Linked DNA regions of Mus musculus: regions 1 and 2 are each linked to region 3. The links are chromatin contacts, found by Hi-C or POLR2A ChIA-PET in ENCODE. All regions are on one chromosome and are shown on one strand. The core of a region is the stretch at or near the end of the contact, and the rest is flanking DNA. Distances in the headings are between cores, read along the strand shown. Region 1 holds the start of Faap24 (Fanconi anemia core complex associated protein 24). Region 2 holds the start of Pdcd5 (programmed cell death 5). Region 3 holds the start of Lsm14a (LSM14A mRNA processing body assembly factor).

Region 1 (3,309 bases), core at 618-3,117, 1.0 Mb before region 3:
TAGAAAGAAATTTTTGTGCAGTTTTCCTAAGAGTACTGATAACCTAGATGGACACTAAGCTGAGATATGTAGAGCACATGTTTAGCATGCACAGGCCCTGGCTTCCACTCCCAGGAAGAAAAGAGGAAGGAAGGAAGGAAGGAAGGAAGGAAGGAAGGAAGGAAGGAAGGGAAGATGGAAGGAAGGAAGGAAGGAAGGAAGGAAGGAAGGAAGGAAGGATGGAAGGAAGGAATGGAGGAAGGAAGGAAGGAAAGATGGATGGAAGGATTAACTTAAATTTGGTGCTTCATATTTAGTAGGCACCAACTGTACCCAATCCTGAAATCTGAGATCTTCCATTGAAGGTACCACACCCCAGACAAGTCCACTGATGCTCAGAGAAGCCATATTAGTGCATCTCTGAGCAGAGGTAACCACAGAGCGTAATAGTCTAGCCCTCTACTTGTGGCCTTTTGGCTAGTGTGATCAGTTCCAGGATTCAGGACTTGATGGTCAAGCACGGGCGTGACCCTCGGTGCTGCTCATCTTGGGACTTACCTGGGCCTCTCTGGAGAAGGGTTGGGGCTCCGAGGAGGGGGTGTGCGTGGCACCGCTGGCTTCGGAGCGATGCTGGCTGCGGGGAGGAAGCCATGGATGATGTGGTTCTGCACAAATGAAACCCAAGGCAGGTCACCGGGAGAAGATCACCTTGCTCCTGGGCCACCATCACCTCCCAAACTGAGGTCACTCTAGGGATCCGGCCCCACAAGAGTCTTTACACACACACCTGCCGCTGTTCCCAATCCCCATTGGTGAGGCAAGGGCACTCACTGGGGCACACCATCATGGCTATCCGATTCATTCACACCTCCCTGCTCACGGCAGCTTTCCTGACCGATTTCAATTGTCAACTGAACTGGGCTAATCTATACCTACCGTGTAATGAAGCACACCTTTGGGTGTCTGTGGGAGGGCTTTTCCAGAGAGGATTAACTAAGTGAGCTGGGCTAATATACCCTAAATAGGAAAGGAATCAACTCATGGGGGAAGTTTTCTCCAAGACAGGAGTGAACTCCCGGCTAAGAGGAGAATCCTGACAGGGAGGCCAAGATTCCTGTCTGTGGCAGGCTCTGGACATGAAGGGTTCTTTGGAACATTTAGTCTGGGTTTCTGGAATTTAATGCTCCCTGATAGCGATCCCGCCTCGCTCCTATCTCAGTCTTTAAAACCTGCACATGAAGGCAGGAGAGATGGCTCAGTGGTTAAGAGCATGGTCTGCTCTTCCAGAGGTCCTGAGTTCAATTGCCAGCAACCACATGTTGTCTCACAACCATCTGTAATGGGATCTGACACCTTCTCTTGCTATGCAGGCATACATGCAGATAGATCACTCATATAAATAAATCTTTTTTTTTTTTAACCGCACTCGAAGGCCTGGAACTACTCACGAACTGGCTCCGGCGGTTCCTGCGGAAGCTGAGGAGCATCCTGGCTGAGAGCTGAGGGCTGCGGGTTGAGCCGCCAGGCGCTGGACTAGCTGGAAGGTAGACCCCGCAGCCTGCACAGCTCCCCACAGCCTAGCTCCCGCGGACCCCCGACTTTACAACAAGCATGTCTCACATTGGCTCTGTTTTGAGTCTCAGCCTATCAGAGTCAATTTTACTGCCACCCGTTGCTCTTGACAACCCAGCAAGGCGTCATTCAAATTCCAGCCAGAGAGGAAGCAAGCTGAGACTTCCGTTCGATTATTGGCTATAGTAGACGCCCATCTTTTACCTATCACCCAATAAAACGCTGGCCAGGGCGGTCAGAATTTTAAAGAGGGCTCCCGGGCTGTGGGAACCCGGAAGTGGCAGGGCCTCAGGTGAGGTCCACGGAGATTCTAGACCCCGGCGCAGTGAGCTTCCCTGCCTTTGTAGCCCTGGACAGGAACCGAATAGAAGGACAGGGACCGAATGGAAGAGCCACCGTAAGCGTCCTGTTAGGACACCAGAGCTAAGGGAGGTGCTTACAAAGAGGGACGGAGTCACTCAAACAGAAATCTCCCGGGTTTAGCTCGGGGTAGTGGCGCCCGGCTGTCATTTTAGCACTTGGGCTGCTGAGTTCAAGTCCAGCTGGAGTCAACTATCAGTACAGAGCCAAGCGTGATAAGAAGACCCAGTCTTATTTTGAAAATAAATAATCTCTTGAATTCAGACTTCGGTTGAAGTAGCTCAGTGCCTGAAAATCCACTCTACAGATCCTGTCAAAGAGGTCCCGACTTCGTGTAGAACTGTGTGCAACAGCGCCTGCTCTAGTGAGACCTTGCATTTTCCTCATTTAGACCAAAACCACGGATGGAAAGGAACCCGCCTGATGGGACCGGTCCGGTCCACGTGCCACTAGGACATATTGTGGCTAGTGAAAAATGGCGCGGGTCCCAACTGGCTCAGGAGATGCAAGGTCAGTGAGCTGTCTTCTGTCATACCCCTTTCTTCCCAGCACGTTAAAAGAGAGAGTGAGAGAAATGCTGGGTATGGTGATGTTCCTTTGCAATCCCAGCACTCCTGAGACTGAAGTAGGAGAATCATTGCGTTAGAGACCAGCCTGGGGCTACATAGCAAGTTCAAGGCCAGCTTGGGCTATGAGAACTTGTCTCAAAATAGTTACATAGACTAAAATGAAAGGGGACTGGAGAGAGAGCTCCGTGGTTACGAGGACTGGCTTATCTTACAGAGGATCGTGGTTTAATTCCTAGCACCCACATGGTGGCTCAAGGAGTCAGACTCCTCCCTCTTCTGGCCTTTGGGGGCACTAGGCTTGCACATGTGCACAGACATATGCGAGCAAAACCTACATATAAATCTTTGGGTTTTATTTTATTAAAAAGGAGGTTTAGGACAGGTGGTGGTGGGTCACACCTTTAATCCCAGCACTTGGGAGGCAGAGACCGAAGGATCTCTGAGTTCAAGGCCAGCCTCATCTACAGAGTGAGTTCTAGAACAACCAGGGCTACACAGAGAAACCCTGTCTCAAACCAACAAAAAGCGGGGTGGGGGCTAGAGATGGCTAGATCCCCATCTGTTTTCACTGAGCTGTTCATTACTGCCTGTAATTCCAATTCCAGAAGATTTGATGCCCTCTCATGGCTTCTCAGGGTACCTTCATGCACGAACACACACATACACACATATACACACATTTAAAAAAATGAATCTTCGCACAAAAAGTACATTTCAATTGTTGCTGCCTTGTTAACCTGAAATTTCTAAAAACGAATTTTCTTGTCTGTTTTTTAGGAAAAGTTAGACTCATTTTTGAGGAGGGCCTGGCATCAGCAGATTTTTACCT
Region 2 (3,127 bases), core at 577-3,076, 1.3 Mb before region 3:
TGGAGGGGTGTGGCCTTGGAGGAGGTGTGTCACTAGGGCTCTGAATTTTCAAAATAGTAGTTGTCTCAAGACGTGAGATCTTAGCTGCTGTTGCACTGTCATGCCTGCCTGCTCATTACCATACTCCCCACCATGATGGTCACGGACTCTAATTCTCTGGAACTGTGAGCTCCAAATTAAAAGCTTTCTTTTATTAATGGCCTTGGTCATGGTATTGTATCACAGTAGTAGAAAAGCAACTGTCTGGTTTAGGATTTCTATTGCTGTGAAGAGACCCCATGATCACGGCATCTCTTATAAAGGAAGGCATTTGATTGGGGCTGGCTTATAGGTTCTGAAGTTTAGTCCATCATCATCGTGGCAGGGAGCATGGTGTAGTGCAGACAGGCATGGTACAGGAGAGGTCGCTGAGAGTTCTGCATCAATAGGCGAGCAGCAGGGAAAGTAACACTATGGCGTGAGCACACTTGAAACCTCAGAGTCCCAGAAAAACACTTCCTTCCAACCGAGACACACCTACGACAAGGCACACCTCCTAACTGTGCCACTCCCTAAGAGCCTCTGGGGGCCATTTTCTTTCAAACCACCACAGTCCCTAACACAGCAATTCCATCCATAGATACATATTTAAAATAACTGAAGGCAGGATTGCAGGCAGGCATTTGAACACATGCATTGATAGTGGCTTTACTCACACTAAGCAAAAAGTGAACAAGGTTAAACTGATGAATACATCTAATGTGCTTTGTACAGTAAATATGTTCAGCCAGGAAATAATGAAATGGGGGAGGGGAGAGCTTGTTTGGTTGGAGCCAAAGTCTCACTATGTAATGGCAAGCTGGTCTTCAATTCCAGATCCTCCTGCCTCAGACGCCCCTGGATTGGCCGACTTTAAAGGCACACACCCACCAAATCCAATCAAGAATGAAGTTCTGTCTCATGGTACAACATGGATAAAAAACTTGAAGGTGGTATATGATTGGTCAAATATGCCAGCCATAAATAAATAGTGCTTGAATAGGCAATTTTATACAGACAGAACATTGTTTTGTAATGGGAACCAGGGATAATAAATAATTTCTATTTAGTGAGTGGGTGCCAGTTTGTAATGATGAAAAATTTATAGAGAGTAGCCATTGCTCAACAGGGTGGATGTAGGTATATGGGCTAGAGGGATGGCTCAGTGGTTAAAAGTGTGTATTAGTCTTCCAGAGCACCAGAATTCGATTCTCAACCCAATATCAGGTGACTCACAGTTGCTTGGAACTCCAACTCCAGGGGTCCAATGTTTGTCTCCTCAGGCTCACTCATCCCTTACCTCCATATATATATATAATGAAAATGGTTAGATGTATTTGGAAAAATTAAAATACATATACCATAAGCAAGTCACAGGATTGGAGAATTGAGCAGTTTTTTTTTCCACCCACTCCATCCCTTACTGGGACCCTCACTCCAAAATCAGGGTGTGTGTGTGTGTGTGTGTGTGTGTGTGTGTATTGCCATAGTTCACACACACACTCACACACACAGCATCTTCTCAGCAAAGGCCCTTGGGGGTTGGGGTAAAGCAGACAGGGCGTCGACTAAGGAGTTTACACCTTGCAGAACTGCGCCATTGCCAGTCCTAGGAATCATTAGGGTGGGGCGTGTTAACGCGCAGTTCAGAGCCTGGGAACCCACAAGCGCCCTCTTAGAGGTTCTGCCCCTTTTCCCATCGCAGGATCGGTCCTCTGCAAGGCACCCTGGCCGAGGCCCGGCAGCCCCAACTCGGCACTCGACTTTTGATGCCTGAGCATCACTCGCGTCTGCGCAGTCGAAGGCGCCGGGCTCGAGTCTCCGGCCGAAGCGATTCCAACCGAGTGTACCGGAGGGCGGCTGCGGCTGCGCGACCCCCGACGGCCGCTGCGCCTGCGCGACGTGGGACAGCCGCGCCATGGCGGACGAAGAACTTGAGGCGCTGAGGAAGCAGAGGCTGGCCGAGTTGCAGGCCAAGCATGGAGTGAGTGAGCGAGCGGGCGGGCGGGCGAGGTGACGCCCTCGCCCCAGGCACAGGCTCTCGGCGTTTGCTCGTGGGACCCCGGCTTCCGCGTACCCCATGGCAACGTGTGTGTGCCCACGGGGATGGGGGTGTCCCCGGAGGTCACCGCCGCCTCCTCGGCTGCCGTAGGGTCCCGCGTGAGGCTTGTGCGGGTTGGGGTGTGCGCGCCTTCGAGTCACCCCCCACCCCACCCCCCAAGTCTCGGTTTTCGCTGCCGTCGAGCCTCAGGCGATCCTCGCCGGGATTGGGGTGTCCTCGGATTGGGGGGGGTCTTGCCGACCGGAAGCCCGCGCTGTGTAGAGGGGGATCCTCTGAGCTCTGGTGCGGAGGACGCCGCTCTGACAGCGCCTCCCCGGGCGGGAGTCGAACCGCGGACTCCAGAGATGGTGCTCAGCCCCTGCGGTGCCGGCTAGGAGGGAGTAGCGGGTTGTAAACTTGCCTTGGGACAAACGCTAGTGGTGGTGGGTGACCTCAGTGGCAAGCATTTGAGCCTTTGAGCCAGCATCTTTCGTGCCAAGCCAGGGTCTCTTTTTTCCAGTCTTCTCACTGGTTAAAAATAGGGCTCCATGATACCGGGGCCTTTTCAGGAATGTGTGCGTTCTCAAACATTCTTTTAGATTGTGACTTGAGACGCTTGGGAAATGTGGGGCTGGGAGTGGGGGTTAGCCTGGGCCACAGTGCTTACCTAGCATACACAACACCCTCTCTTCCCTGAGTTCCACCCTCAGCCCTTATTTAATAAAACGAACACAACATTGCAAATGGAAACTGACTTATTGATTTTTTTTTTTTTTTTTTTTTTTTTTTTTTGGTGAGGTCCAGTTTCCACCTCGGGAACCTATTATAGCAGAAAGAATATCGAATAAGCCCTTTATTTTTGTTTTCATTTATTTGGTATTTTACTTTATTTTGAATACGGTCTCTGTTTATAGCCCAGGCTGGCCGGTAACTTGAGATTCTTGTGTCTCCTAAGTGCTAACTATGGTGACAAATGTGCCTCACCCCACCTTTCCCTGACCCATGTGTTCTTCTCTCTTCTTTTGAAGTTCCACTCCATTAAAAGGTAAAAATTATTTTTTTTTCAGG
Region 3 (2,943 bases), core at 241-2,740:
GAAGCAGGGACCCCCTTGAAGCCACTGGGCACCAGTCACAGCTCAGCTCATCAATCTTCTCTCCTGCTTTCCCGGAACACGCAGATAATCACCATGCATTGGCTCAGCGCACCAGACATCCTACTTGCTGCCTGTGTTCGGCTCTTATCCCAGTTGTTCACTCTTGCAGCAAATGTCTACCGAGCAGCTGTCCTGGGCCGGTTGCTACACTTGGCCCCAAGGATGATGCAAACAGTGTCTAAAACCAGAAACCCTTCCTCAAAATATTTGCATTCTAGCCAAGAAGGGAGACAAACACTTATGACTAAATAGACAAATGCGATGGGGGGTAGGGAGGGAGCAAGGCAAGAAGAGGGGTGTAAAGCGAGATCTACTGTAGTTTTGTAAATACATCACCTCTTAGGGCAGCTTTGAGCAGAGTATAATGAACTGTGGAAGCTGTGAGAAGAAGGGATGCTTGGAACAGTATGGAGCTGTGTAACAACAAATTAAATCATCCATGCCCTCATAAGCCAAACTAGGAAGTCTGGTTTTCACCTTGTGTAAAATGTAACCTGTGGAGCGCACTGAGTAGACGGATGTTATCTTGAGTTGAACAAAAGTCCAAAATCTCTTGCTACTTGAACATGATTCCCCCTGACTGCTGTGTTAAGAAAAACCTAGTAGGGGTAAGAGAAATAGAATTCTTCGGGAGCTACTGCCAACAACTCTGGCCAGGGTAACTGAGGCGTTATATAGAGCTGTACGGATGGAGACGGTCCAGCCTGAACAGACAAGATTTATAGTTAGGACAGGTGTGGAGGTGTAAGACAATCCAGGACTGGGGTCTTAGCTACTAAGCAAACGTTCCCGGTTCATAGTTACCTCCGAGAACAAGCTAGAGGGACGAGTTTGGAGTAAAACCGAAGAGTTACATCTCTGGATGCAAAGTTTTAAGATGCCAATTTGGTATCCGATCGGAGAGATGATCGTTATTAAGAAAGTGGAGCTGACATTAAGTGATCAAAGCGGCAGAGAAACACTTGGACTGGTGTTTCTTGCATAGTTAGTGACCGGGAACATCTTGAAAGCTAGGACACGGATCAAGCCGCATAAAAAGGGTTGGACTCAGTTTGGGGGACAGAGTCCCAGAGCCTCCCGGAGCGGCAGCCCTTGGAGTGTGAGACTCCTCAGGCGAAGATGGCTGCTCTGGCGTTTACAGTGAGAGTTCCGTGGCCCGCGGAGAGCGGCTCCGGAGCTGGGAGGCGACCGCTTACAAAGACTCTGGGCTCGTACCAAAGTGCAGCCCGCCTAGAAATGGCAGAGGCCGCAGTCAGCATCACCAGGCGGGATGGGCCCTCGTCTAGTCTTCCCGCGACATCTAGGTGCCGTGAAAACCTTCCACGTCGGGAGCGCAAGCCAAGCGCTCTGGGCCGCCGCGGAAAGAGCCCGGGACCGTCCGTGAGCTCGGCGAGTCTCGCGAGAAAGCACGCCGCCTCGCCCTCCCGGCATGCCCTGCGCCGCCGCCGCTGCTGCCGCCGCCGCCGCCGCCGCGCCGCGGTTTGAGGGCGGGAGGCTGGGGGAGGGTAAGCGGAGCCGGCGCGGCCGCCATGTTGGTTCTGAGGCGGCTGCTGTGAGGCGCCGACGGAGGGAGCGAGCGAGCGGGCGGGCGGGCGGAGCGGCGGGCGCAGCGCGGGATCTGACTGAGTGCGAGCGGCGGGCGACGGCGGCGGCGCCATGAGCGGGGGCACCCCTTACATCGGCAGCAAGATCAGCCTCATCTCCAAGGCGGAGATCCGCTACGAGGGCATCCTCTACACCATCGACACCGAGAACTCCACGGTAGCCCTCGCCAAAGGTACGGCGGGGCGGGCCTCGGGGTTTTGGGGGGCGCGGGTAGAGCGCCCCGCCGCCCTCGCGCTCTTCTCCCTCTGCGGTCCTCACGGGCCTCGCTCCCTCCCGGCCCCCAAGCGACAAGGGCCGGGCTGCGGCCTCCCCGGGCTCCCCGGGCTGCTTCCTTTCCCCCGAAGCTCCGCGCCTTCCATCCGGGGAACGAGTGCGCGGCGCCCGGGGCGGGGCGATGCTAAAGTCCCGGGAACCAGCCGGAGAACACACCCAGGTTCGCGGCTTCCAAGACCGAAATTCGGTCGTTCCTTCTTCGGAAGCGCCGAACAAAGCCGGAGGAGTCGAAGAATCTTGACGCCTACCTCGAGATGAATGCGGATGTGTTGATTCCTCGGGCACCCATTTTCTCAGCGTTCTTCGTCTGGGTCGGTGGCGACGGTTGTCGAGTGAACTCCTAAGGAGTGTGCTCCAAACTTTGGGTTTGCGCCGCAGACTTGTGATCTCGAAAGGCCGTTTCGTACCGTCCAGTCGATCGCATCCCGTTTGTCTCCTCTGTGATTGTTACCTGTTATGCCGGAATTCTTATGCAACCGAAGGGTGCGCGTTAAAATGCTTGCTTGCTGTCCCCATGGGCCAATTTTCTGGAACCCTGGTAGAAAGGAAAGTTTAAGTTTTGATGATCCGGGACTCTTGTACACACTTCAGAGCGAGTACTATCGGGGCGCTGACCGACTCCGCTGTACTTGGGGAGAGGAAGTTGTGTGGAAGGGGATCCCCCCCTACTTACCCCAACCCCATAGTCTGTACAGTCGATACAGTCAATTTGTGGGTTTTGTTTCCGTTCACGCGTGCTAGTGACAGGAAGGCACAAAGAAAATAAACTTGAGTTTCTGATCCTAGGGGAAGTCTTATAACAGTTTCTGATACCAGGGAGGTCTATTTTCCTACCACACCTAGTAGAATTGTTAAGAACTAAGTATGCTAGGAAAAAAGGTCCTAGGGATAGCAAGATTCTAAATCTAAAAGCATTTTTTATAGATGCTTCTTTTAACAGTTTCAGTTTCTTGAATTATACCTAATAGGGGGTAGGGGTGTGGCTTGATTGACAGCTCTTCTCTA

The links. A loop is a pair of places that touch in the nucleus more often than their neighbours do. ChIA-PET counts read pairs that join two places held with the same protein, here RNA polymerase II (POLR2A).
Region 1: a map of heart shows a loop between it and region 3 (2.9-fold over the local background). The contact joins the promoter of Faap24 here to the promoter of Lsm14a in region 3. A Hi-C loop is called at or near these places in 1 of 37 maps with a recorded cell type or tissue (heart). POLR2A ChIA-PET finds 5 or more read pairs at or near these places in 1 of 5 experiments (Patski).
Region 2: a map of adrenal gland shows a loop between it and region 3 (5-fold over the local background). The contact joins the promoter of Pdcd5 here to the promoter of Lsm14a in region 3. A Hi-C loop is called at or near these places in 5 of 37 maps with a recorded cell type or tissue (T-helper 17 cell, adrenal gland, regulatory T cell and 1 more).

The regions. Positions count from the first base shown.
Region 1 is chr7:35,395,325-35,398,633 of GRCm38, reverse strand. It overlaps Faap24 (Fanconi anemia core complex associated protein 24), which reads left to right and starts at 1,867. Exons shown (of 4, transcript NM_178643.5): 1 at 1,867-2,421; 2 at 3,258-3,309. The coding sequence starts at 2,316. It overlaps Cep89 (centrosomal protein 89), which reads right to left and starts at 1,571. Exons shown (of 19, transcript NM_028120.3): 1 at 1,428-1,571; 2 at 538-644. The coding sequence starts at 1,466.
Region 2 is chr7:35,646,181-35,649,307 of GRCm38, reverse strand. Pdcd5 (programmed cell death 5) reads left to right here and starts at 1,826. Exons shown (of 6, transcript NM_019746.4): 1 at 1,826-2,002; 2 at 3,127. The coding sequence starts at 1,937.
Region 3 is chr7:34,388,252-34,391,194 of GRCm38, reverse strand. It overlaps Lsm14a (LSM14A mRNA processing body assembly factor), which reads left to right and starts at 1,490. Exons shown (of 11, transcript NM_025948.3): 1 at 1,490-1,837. The coding sequence starts at 1,717. It overlaps Gm12764 (predicted gene 12764), which reads right to left and starts at 2,582. Exons shown (of 2, transcript NR_169160.1): 1 at 2,187-2,582.